Regions from separate parts of the Homo sapiens genome. Here region 1 is linked to region 2. A link is an interaction called in ENCODE POLR2A ChIA-PET data of the cell type or tissue named here. Cell type or tissue: MCF 10A. All regions are shown on one strand. Links, peaks and the distances in the headings refer to the core of each region. The heading gives the core; the rest is flanking DNA. Region 1 has its middle 27 kb from the start of IL15. Region 2 has its middle 28 kb from the start of LINC02276.

Region 1 (5,384 bases), core at 183-5,182, 60 kb after region 2:
GTCTATCCACCAAAAAAGACTTACGTAAAATTATTTATTGTAGTTTTGTGCATAATAGCATACATTGGGGGAAATGAACTATTCAAAAGCAGGTGAATAAATAAATGTTGGTATTTCATACAATGGAATACTACTTAGCAATATAAGTGAATGAAGTATTTGTATATATAAAATAACACGGATGAAAATCCCAAAATTATGCTGACGAAAATAAGGTAGACATAAAAGAGCACATGCTTTATGCCCCCCTTTATATGAAATCCTTGAATTACCATGATGAATGCATGGTTATAGAAATCAGAACAGTGTTTGTTTCTATGTAGTAGATATTGACTGCACAGTGCCAGAGATGATGGAGATCTTGATAGGGATGCAGCTGATATAGGTGCATTTTCAAAACAGATCATACTGTACATGCAAGTTCTAAACTCAGCATCCATTTGAAAAAAGAATGCAAATAATTTGAAACAAATTTATCAAAGTTTCACTCTTAAAGAAACACAACTAGTTGTTAATGGTGTGTGTGCACTAATTGAGCAATGCACAACTTCTTAAACTTTGAAATCGGATTGAACACTGCTATCTTCTCCTGTTTCACATTGATTATCCTGTGGTACTTTCTTTTTATCATTTCAACCTAGAAAATTCAGTAAGTTTCACAAAGATATAATGTCACCAAAAGGAATTTAACATTATTTAGAGTTGAAACTGAAACGCCTTGAGCCAATAGTTCAAACAGTGTCTGAGAGATATCAGAAGTCCGTGTATTTCCTTTGAACAATTTGAACATTTCCCTCCCTTCACCCTTGTGTGTTTGTAGCAGTAAACCAAGCACATTGGCTCCACAACATGGAAAACACAGGATCGGATGGTTTGCAGGGCTTTTTCAACTCTGAAATGTTACAATTCTATGTTGAGAGGAGATTTTTGTAATAAGAAGATATTCTGTCTTTGCAGCAAGCATATTTAAGGTCACCATCACATTTTGAATTCTGTATTCTTCCTAATGAAAGATATTGATATGCAGCATAGATAGGAGTAACGATTTGAAGTCAGACATATATGGATTTTGCATCCACTACTTACTATCTGAGGACCAGAAAGTCCGTTAAATTCTCTGAGCCTCAGTTTTGTCAAGTGTGAAATTAAGATAATGTCATACATACCTCACTGCAATGCGGTGAAATGAAAGCAATACATGTAAACCTCTCAAGCAAGTTCGTAGCACATTGTTAGTGCTCAATAAATGTCATCTATTAAAATGAGCACTTTTATCATTCATTGAGTTTGAAGTATTTTTTTAAGATGATGAGTTTTTTCTAAACAAATCAAGGAGCTCATAATGTCAAATATATCACTATATTAAATTAGGAGATGCAGACTAAAAGTAAAAATATATGAACCAGCTTAAGTAACTCTTAATCATTTTTCTGACTACTTTCTATCTTGCTTAACAAAACATATCAAATTTTAAAAACTAAGTATGTATTAATTCCATTTATTGTACATAAGAATAATCAGAAAATTATGTTTATTCTGTTTTCCAGTTTTTTTCTGGGGATTAGAAGATGGCATGGTCATCAAAATAAAGGGCAAAGGATACAATCCTCTGCTAAGTTTTTTGTATTTTTCCTGTTTGAACTTCTGGCCAGTTTCTGAAGCTTTCCACCCTGTATCTGTCAAACAATTATTTCTCAATTTGAGCAAAATAGATCTTGAAAATTATGGCATCTCTACCTTCCCTTCTGAAAGCATAACAGAACTGGGAAAAGGATGGAGGGAAGAAGGGAGAGAGGGAGGGAGAGAGAGAGAGAAAAAAAAATCAACTTACACCAATATTACAGCTATCTATTCAAAGGTAAAAGAGAAAACTTGTTATGCTTGTTATTTCCATGCTTATCAGTTTGCAAATCATTTGTGATACTTGTGCCCTGTTCGAAGAGTTGATTTACTTATTAACATTAGAAAGTGCTTGAGTCAAATAATAACTACTAGATAAGCTGCAGATCTGACTGAAGAAGTAGAATTAATGTCACATTTGACTACTTTTGCCATTGAGAAACATACATTTACCACAGGCTTAAGTACGTGATATTTCTTGAGTAGTATTAGTCCTCTAAGCTCTGGCTTCACTGAATAGTAAGGGTAACAACAAAGCGCTGGAACATAGCCAGTCACTGGCACAATAACACTGTTGGGCAATAGCACTCCTGTGGGTCGGCTGTGGCAGGGATTGTAGACTACCCAAGAAATTGTAGGGACAGGATCGCTTCAAATTCAGCAAGCAGAAGACACTGTGTAGGACTGAGTGAAATGAATCTATACACTTAAGCACAGGAAATTGAAAAATAATAGTAATGACCAGAGTAAACTAATATTCTTGACATGAAATTATTGGTATGAGATCCAAGAAAAAGAAACCTGCCTACTTACTCCAAAGGAAAGCAATGGTATCCCGCAAGGAATTGATGAATTTCTCTCTAAAATCTTGAAGAATTTATCTACATGTTTATTGTGCATTTTCCTCTACCTTTGCTCTCTCAATTGTCCTGTAAAGGGGGATTTTCCCTACCTATTTCTCTGCCTCCACTGTGGGCCAACATAGAAGCAAAACTAATTACTCAGAGGAGCCATTCATGTACAGAAAGATTATAATATACTCTTACAGAGTCTCATTTTCTTACTTATAAAAACTAAATATGATTGGAGTAAGGTAAGAAGGCAGACAGAACTGAAAGAAAAGACTTGGCCAAGAAGTAGGAGAGAATATATTGTCAGAAAGAGACTCAAAATTGAGCAGTTTATCAGTGGAGACCTTCTCTGTAATCCACTGTCTGTGTCCAACTTTCTTTCCAACAATCCTAGACTTTTGTATAATCTTCGGAGTGGAGAAATATCTTAGGTGAGGACAAAGGAAAATTCATGAGCAAGGTGGAATTAAACAGGATCTGCTGGACATTTCTCTTTGTGTCTATGCAATGGTAAACACATTGGTGATTTAAAAATCTTCATATGAAGTCACTAGTTTGAAGCACCATTATGAGTTCTAGGGAACTGAAAAATTCTGCAAGAAATGTTCAAAAAATCATTTAAGTTCTGTGTAAGAATTTTAAAATAGCAATTATATAAATTAATGTGATCTAGAGATTGATGAAATTTCTCTGAAGCCAGGAATGAAGCAAGAGCACAAGTCTAAGAAATAATTGAATGCTGAAGGTCCTCACTGACCCAGGATATATCATCACTGGTAGCTTAGAGCTTTAGTTTTAATGACTGCTTAAGAGAGAGTCAAAGACAAAGACAGGGCCATTGTATAGTGAGGAATTCAACTGAAGACCTTAGTGAAAAGCCCAGACTTACAAAGACCTAAGTCAAAGAAAGTATTAAATAAGAGATTCTCTGATTAGGATTTGCTTTGGGTAAAGGGAGAAGCAGTAGTCTTCCTAAAATATTTTTGGCCACATGTCTGTTCTTCAGTGGGCTTGCATCCTTAATTCACACTATTTGCAATTAAATAATTTTAATTGAAAGAAGATCTCAGTCTGTAGCTTTCTAGGACATAGAGAAAGTAGGTAAATTCCTTCCTGATAAACACACCCTCACATCAAGCTTCAACAAATTCCCAGAGAGTTTTAATAAACATATGTTCAGAATCAGAGATCATAAACCAACCCAAAAATAAATTAGGCATTGTGAGTGAGCAACAGCGGGACAGATAGCAGACGTCAGCGATATTAGAATTATTACAAATATAATCTGAGTATGACTAAGTTTATATGAATAAAATATGGAATAAAAACATGAGTAAAGACCAAGCATCTATCAAAGATGAATAGGCATAGTTGAGAAAAGGCAAAATTGAATATTTAGAAATAAAAATATAGTTAGTGAATTAAAACTAAGTTTGTGGTATAGCAGCTTAAAAGAGAACTAATGCCACAGCAGATATAAATGCAAAAAACATATAATTGATGCCCAGAAAGATAAAGTCATAGAAAAGTATAAATATGAGGCTAAGAAACATGAGGCTGAGATAGTTCAGCATATATCTGTGAAAGTTCTGGAGAAAATAATATACTGAAGACAGACAGTATTTTACTGGATAATGGTCAATAATTTCCCAAAACTAATTAAGTCAGGCTGAGGGATACTAACAAGTCTCAAACAGAATAAATTTTCATACCTAGATATGAAATTAGAAAAGCTGCAGAGGACCAAATAAAAAAGTAGTTGCTTAGAAAAAGCAAAGATAAAGGATGATTTACAAAGTAATGATAACTAGATTAACATTTGGCTTCTCAACAGACTTCTCAATGGAAGCCAGAAGTCACTAGAATTTTACTTTCTAAATGCTGAAAGTTTATTTCAACCTAAAATAATATACCCTGCAAAAACAACTTTCAAGAAAGCCAAATTAAAGACTCTTTTATAAATAAAAAGTCTATCTCCAACAGATTCTCCCTGAAATAGAATCTAGAGGATATATTTTAGGAAAGAATATACTTTATGAAGGATATAATTTAGAAACATCCTAGAAAGAAGGTCTGAGATATATAAATACATGAAGAACAAAGGGAGGTAATTGGAGAGGGCTTACAGGGAGCTTCAATAGCCTAGGAAATGTTCTATTTCATTGTATTATTATTTATTATGTTATATATGTTTTTATATGCACCAAATGCTCATAATTTTAAAAATAGATGAAAATTATCATCTGATCCCTGTGGAAAAAATACATTTGTATACGAGAAAGAGGAGCATATTACCCAAAAAATCCACAGTGAAAATCAAATCTCTGGGAATAACTCAGAAAAGGAAGCAAAGCAAACAAATATTATTGACAACTGTTTTGAACAAACTGTGTTAGACAACTGTTTCCCCTAAAGTATTTGAAGAGGTGTTTTCAAGAAATATGCGTATCTGACACATGTAAAGAACAGGTCAAGGAGACAACATAATCAACTAGGAAGTCATGGGAATTGTGTAGAGGAAAAATTGACCAATGAAATAGCAATAATAGAATGGGCCTTGCTAGAAAATTGATACAGAAAATTGCATCTGTGAGCTGAAGACAAATTTCAAAGTTCTTTTAGAATGAAGTATAAAATAATGAGGTAAAGAAAATAATGAAAGGACAATAAACATGGAAAACAGAGCAGAGCTACAAGTAAGAAGATTACAGATAGTGGTGTAAACGAAAGCAGATATAACATCCACAATGTATTTATTGAGTGCCTCCTATTTGTAGGCTCTGGAGTAATACAAGCATATGTCATATCACTTACTACTATACTAACATGTAAAGTTAGCATTATTTCTCCAATTATGGAAAAGGATATTAAGCCACAAAGAAGTTACTTGTTAAAGATCACACAGTTGGAATT
Region 2 (5,384 bases), core at 199-5,198:
CTTGTTTTCAAGTACACACCTCTAGCATCAGTTAAAAAAGAAATACTTTTTATTACATTGACATTGATAAAAACAGAATTTTGTCCTGTTGAATTTTCCTTCCATTTCAATCTTTTGGGAGAAATTCTTAAATTATTTTAAGCCAGCAGAATAACGTAATCTCCAAAGTTTTACTATCAACTCTTCCCAGAGCACTGTTAATATGCAGAAGCCTAGAAAATTTAAGGGATCTGTCTTAGATGTAAGTGGTTATGAAAATAAAATCCTCTATGGCATGTTAAATGCCCAAAAAGACCTATCTGCTTCTCATTTTAATAGTAACTCTCGTTTTACCTAAACTCCTAAGTTCATGCTTTATGCTATGCAACATCTTGGGAAAGACTTTTAGTAAATTTCACTTATAGGGTAGTAGTATGTTCTAAATTTTCAAAGCTTGGGGATTCAGATTTTTTGTCTCTCTCTCTCTCTCTCTCTTTGTAGTTGAGCCTATGTGACATCATTATTATCAATCCAACCAAATTTTGCTTTTGAGTCTGGCCATTATATTACACATTGCTTAAGTTCTTCTGTTAATAGTATTTTCATTAATCACCCACCACTCTCTACGTTACCTCCCACATCCTCTGAACCCACTTTAATTTGGTTCCAACCTTCCACCACTGAAATAGGATTCCTCCCTCAAGGGTCACCGATGATGTTTTAAATATAAAGTTCTCTTTTTAGTAATTCTCCTTAACCTCTCTACAATGCTTGGGACTGTTGGCCACCTTCTCTTTCTTGAATCTCTTCTATGTGTCTAATTACTGCTATGTATCTTGCATGATTCTTCTCTGTATTTGATCACTCTTTCTCATTTCACTTTACTACACCTACTGCTCTCTAAATATTGGCATTTTTCTGGCTTCCATCCTTGGTCCATTTCCTTTCATACCTTGTTTTTTGAGTGATCTCCTTCTCAGTGATGAATGCAAGGCTGACCTTCCTACCAAGATATAGATTCCTATTTCCAAATGGAAAAGGCTTCTGAATATGTTCACTTAGATGCTCTGCAGATTTCTCAAGACTAATATACACCAAACTAAACTAATATATTTTTCTCTTATATGCCTACTTTTAGCCGACTAGGTATTACCAGTTTTATATATGACTTCTATTCAGTTTCCAACCTGGAGACCTTAGGTTTCGTTTTACTCCCATTCTCTTTCTACCTTCCCCCTGCCCAATCTAATCTGTCACAGAGCCTCATGGGTTTACCTTCACAGTGTTCCTCAGATAATTCCTTCATTGCTGCTTCTACTCTTTCTGATCCCTGATCAGATCATCATTTTTCATCTAGTCCCTAAATCACCTTCAGATTTCCCCCATATTCAAGTCTTCCTCATTCCACCTTAACATTGCCATAATCCTCCTTCAAAAATATATGGTTGATGGTAATTTTTCCATTTTATAAATTCTTCAAAATCTTTCAAAGACTGTAAAATAAAATAGAACAAGGAAAAAGATGAAGGGACTATGGTGAGCTGGAGCCAGCTCCTAGCAGCTCTCTAGGGCAAAGAATGTTTTAGTTTGCTATTCTGTCAATACTTTAGTTCCTCTGTTTCTTCTGTGCTTTGCATAAGGTATAGATTTTACAGCCATTCAGATCTGCAATTATATTAATTCCTGGCATGGACTTTTTCAAAGATTAGGCAATCCAACTAATAATGCTTTTTTCACTGACTATAAACTTCTCCAAATATTACAACAGATAATTCATAAAATTGGCATTTCTAAATTTGGAGACTTATTAGCACTCTCTCAACAACTTTATAGCAGGATTTTTTAAAAAATGATCTTAATTTTGCCTCCATCTTACACCACAATGAAATTTTGATAGCTTAGAATCAGTGTGATTTTTTTCAGCATGCTCTATCACTGATGTTAAAAATTTGTTTCATAAGTAGGCCATTTGAAGCCCTCTGAAGAAATCAGAGAACAGTCAGATTCCTACATTCTAAGCCATTCTGAATTATACAGCTGAACCCAAGACAGGGTCATTTCCCCAGGGTGCCTCTGAACCAAGAAAAACAAATACTTCAAGGAGCAAAACATAAATTTCTAGTGTTTACATCTAATTCAAGCTCTAGAGTTGCATCTTCAAACTTGATTACACCTTGGACCTTAGTTGAGCTGTAGCTGGACTTGAGCTTTTAATAAATCATTCTAGTATTAGTCATAGCACAATACTCAAATTCTCTCTCTGCCTTAGAAATTGTAGTTTACAAATCCTTGACCTTTATTTAATTCTGAAATATTCTTTCTTTTTTTTTTTAATGCCACATCCTCTAGTCAGAATACAAGATATTTTGGAATTTAAGAAACACAGTTATCTTGATACTAGAGCAGCATTTAGAAAATAAACCATTCTTGGTGGAGCCAAGATGGCTGAATAGGAACAGCTCCGGTCTACAGCTCCCAGCATGAGTGATGCAGAAGACGGGTGATTTCTGCATTTCCATCTGAGGTACCGGGTTCATCTCACTAGGGAGTGCCAGACAGTGGGTACAGGACAGTGGGTGCAGGACAGTGGGTGCAGTGCACCATGCGTGAGCCGAAGCAGGGCGAGGCATTGCCTCACTCGGGAAGCACAAGGGGTCAGGGAGTTCCGTTTCCTAGTCAAAGAAAGGGGTGACAGACGGCACCTGGAAAATCGGGTCACTCCCACCCTAATACTGCACTTTTCCAACGGGCTTAAAAAACGGCACACCAGGAGATTATATCCGCACCTGGCTTGGAGGGTCCTATGCCCACGGAGTATCGCTGATTGCTAGCACAGCACTCTGAGATCAAACTGCAAGGTGTCAGCGAGGCTGGGGGAGGGGCGCCTGCCATTGCCCAGGCTTGATTAGGTAAACAAAGCAGCCTGGAAGCTCGAACTGGGTGGAGCCCCACCACAGCTCAAGGAGGCCTGCCTGCCTCTGTAGGCTCCACCTCTGGGGGTAGGGCACAAACAAAAAGACAGCAGTAACCTCTGCAGACTTAAATGTCCCTGTCTGACAGCTTTGAAGAGTAGTGGTTTTCCCAGCAGGCAGCTGGAGATGTGAGAACAGGGAGATTGCCTCCTCAAGTGGGTCCTTGACCCCCGAGCAACCTAACTGGGAGGCATCCCCCAGTAGGGGCAGACTGACACCTCACATGGCCAGGTACTCCTCTGAGACAAAACTTCCAGAGGAACGATCAGACAGCAGCATTTGCAGTTCGCCAAGATCCGCTGTTCTACAGCCACCGCTGTACTGCAGCCACTGCTGCTGATACCCAGGCAAACAGGGTCTGGAGTGGACCTCTAGCAAATTCCAACAGACCTGCAGCTGAGGGTCCAGTCTGTTAGAAGGAAAACTAACAAACAGAAAGGACATCCACACCAAAAACCCATCTGTACATCACCATCATCAAAGACCAAAAGTAGATAAAACCATAAAGCTGGGGAAAAAACAGAGCAGAAAAAATGGAAACTCTAAAAAGCAGAGTGCCTCTCCTCCTCCAAAGGAACAGAGCTCCTCACCAGCAACGGAACAAAGCTAGACGGAGAGTGACTTTGATGAGTTGAGAGAAGAAGGCTTCAGACGATCAAATTACTGCGAGCTACAGGAGGAAATTCAAACCAATGGCAAAGAAGTTAAAACCTGTGAAAAAAAATTAGACAAATGGAAAACTAGAATAACCAATGCAGAGAAGTCCTTAAAGGAGCTGATGGAGCTGAAAGCCAGGCTCGAGAACTACGTGAGGAATGCAGAAGCCTCAGGAGCCGATGCGACCAACTGGAAGAAAGGGTATCAGTGATGGAAGATGAAATGAATGAAACGAAGCGAGAAGGGAAGTTTAGAGAAAAAAGAATAAAAGGAAATGAACAAAGCCTCCAAGAAATATGGGACTATGTGAAAGACCAAATCTACATCTGATTGGTGTACCTGAAAGTGACGGGGAGAATGGAACCAAGTTGGAAAACACTCTGCAGGATATTTTCCAGGAGAACTTCCCCAATCTAGCAAGGCAGGCCAACATTCAGATTCAGGAAATACAGAGAACGCCACAAAGATACTCCTCAAGAAGAGCAACTCCAAGACACATAATTGTCAGATTCAGCAAAGTTGAAATGAAGGAGAAAATGTTAAGGGCAGCTAGAGAGAAAGGTCGGGTTACCCACAAAGGGAAGCCCATCAGACTAACAGCAGACCTCTTGGCAGAAATTCTACAAGCCAGAAGAGAGTGGGGGCCAATATTCAACATTCTTAAAGAAAAGAATTTTCAACCCAGAATTTCATATCCAGCCAAACTAAGCTTCATAAGTGAAGGAGAAATAAAATCCTTTACAGACAAGCAAATGCTAAGAGATTTTGTCACCACCAGGCCTGCCCTAAAAGAGCTTCTGAAGGAAGCACTAAACATGGAAAGGAACAACCGGTACCAGCCACTGCAAAAACATGCCAAAATGTAAAGACCATCAAGGCTAGGAAGAAACTGCATCAACTAATGTGCAAAATAACCAGCTGACATCATAATGACAGGACCAAATACACACATAACAATATTAACTTTAAATGTAAATGGACTAAATTCTCCAATTAAAAGACACAGACTGGCAGATTGGCTAAAGAGTCACAACCCATCAGTGTGCTGTATTCAGGAAACCCATCTCACGTGCAGAGACACACATAGGCTCAAAATAAAGGGACGGAGGAAGATCTACCAAGCAAATGGAAAACAAAAAAAGGCAGGGGTTGCAATCCTAGTCTCTGATAAAACAGACTTTAAACCAACAAAGATCAAAAGAGACAAAGAAGACCATTACATAATGGTAAAGGGATCAATTCAACAAGAAGAGCGAACTATCCTAAATATATATGCACCCAGTACAGGAGCACCCAGATTCATAAAGCAAGTCCTTAGTGACCTACAAAGAGACTTAGACTCCCACAGAATAATAATGGGAGACTTTAACACCCCACTGTCAACATTAGACAGATCAACAAGACAGAAAGTTAACAAGGATACCCAGGATTTGAACTCAGCTCTGCACCAAGCGGATCTAATAGACATCTACAGAACTCTCCACCACAAGTCAACAGAATATACATTTTTTTCAGCAGCACACCACACCTATTCCAAAATTGACCACATAGTTGGAAGTAAAGCACTCCTCAGCAAATGTAAAAGAACAGAAATTATAACAAACTGTCTCTAAGACCACAGTGCAGTCAAACTAGAACTCAGGACTAAGAAACTCACTCAAAACTGCTCAACTACATGGAAACTGAACAATCTGCTCCTGAATGACTACTGGATACATAAAGAAATGAAGGCAGAAATAAAGATATTCTTTGAAACCAACGAGAACAAAGACACAA

Evidence for each region. ChIA-PET counts read pairs that join two places held together with the same protein. Peaks named below come from ENCODE experiments on the same cell type or tissue, not always from the same donor. Only the 100,000 strongest peaks of a DNase experiment are listed, where the experiment ranks them.
Region 1: POLR2A ChIA-PET joins it to region 2 with 5 read pairs; 2 of 35 experiments call an interaction of 5 or more read pairs at or near these places.

What each region holds. Positions count from the first base shown.
Region 1 is chr4:141,607,267-141,612,650 of GRCh38, forward strand. No RefSeq gene overlaps it. Among named protein-coding and RNA genes, the nearest start is that of IL15, 27 kb to the right of the region's middle. In MCF 10A, for the core only: no CTCF peak of the experiment used is centred there; a DNase peak (open chromatin) is centred at 2,165.
Region 2 is chr4:141,546,882-141,552,265 of GRCh38, forward strand. No RefSeq gene overlaps it. Among named protein-coding and RNA genes, the nearest start is that of LINC02276, 28 kb to the right of the region's middle. In MCF 10A, for the core only: no CTCF peak of the experiment used is centred there; no DNase peak of the experiment used is centred there.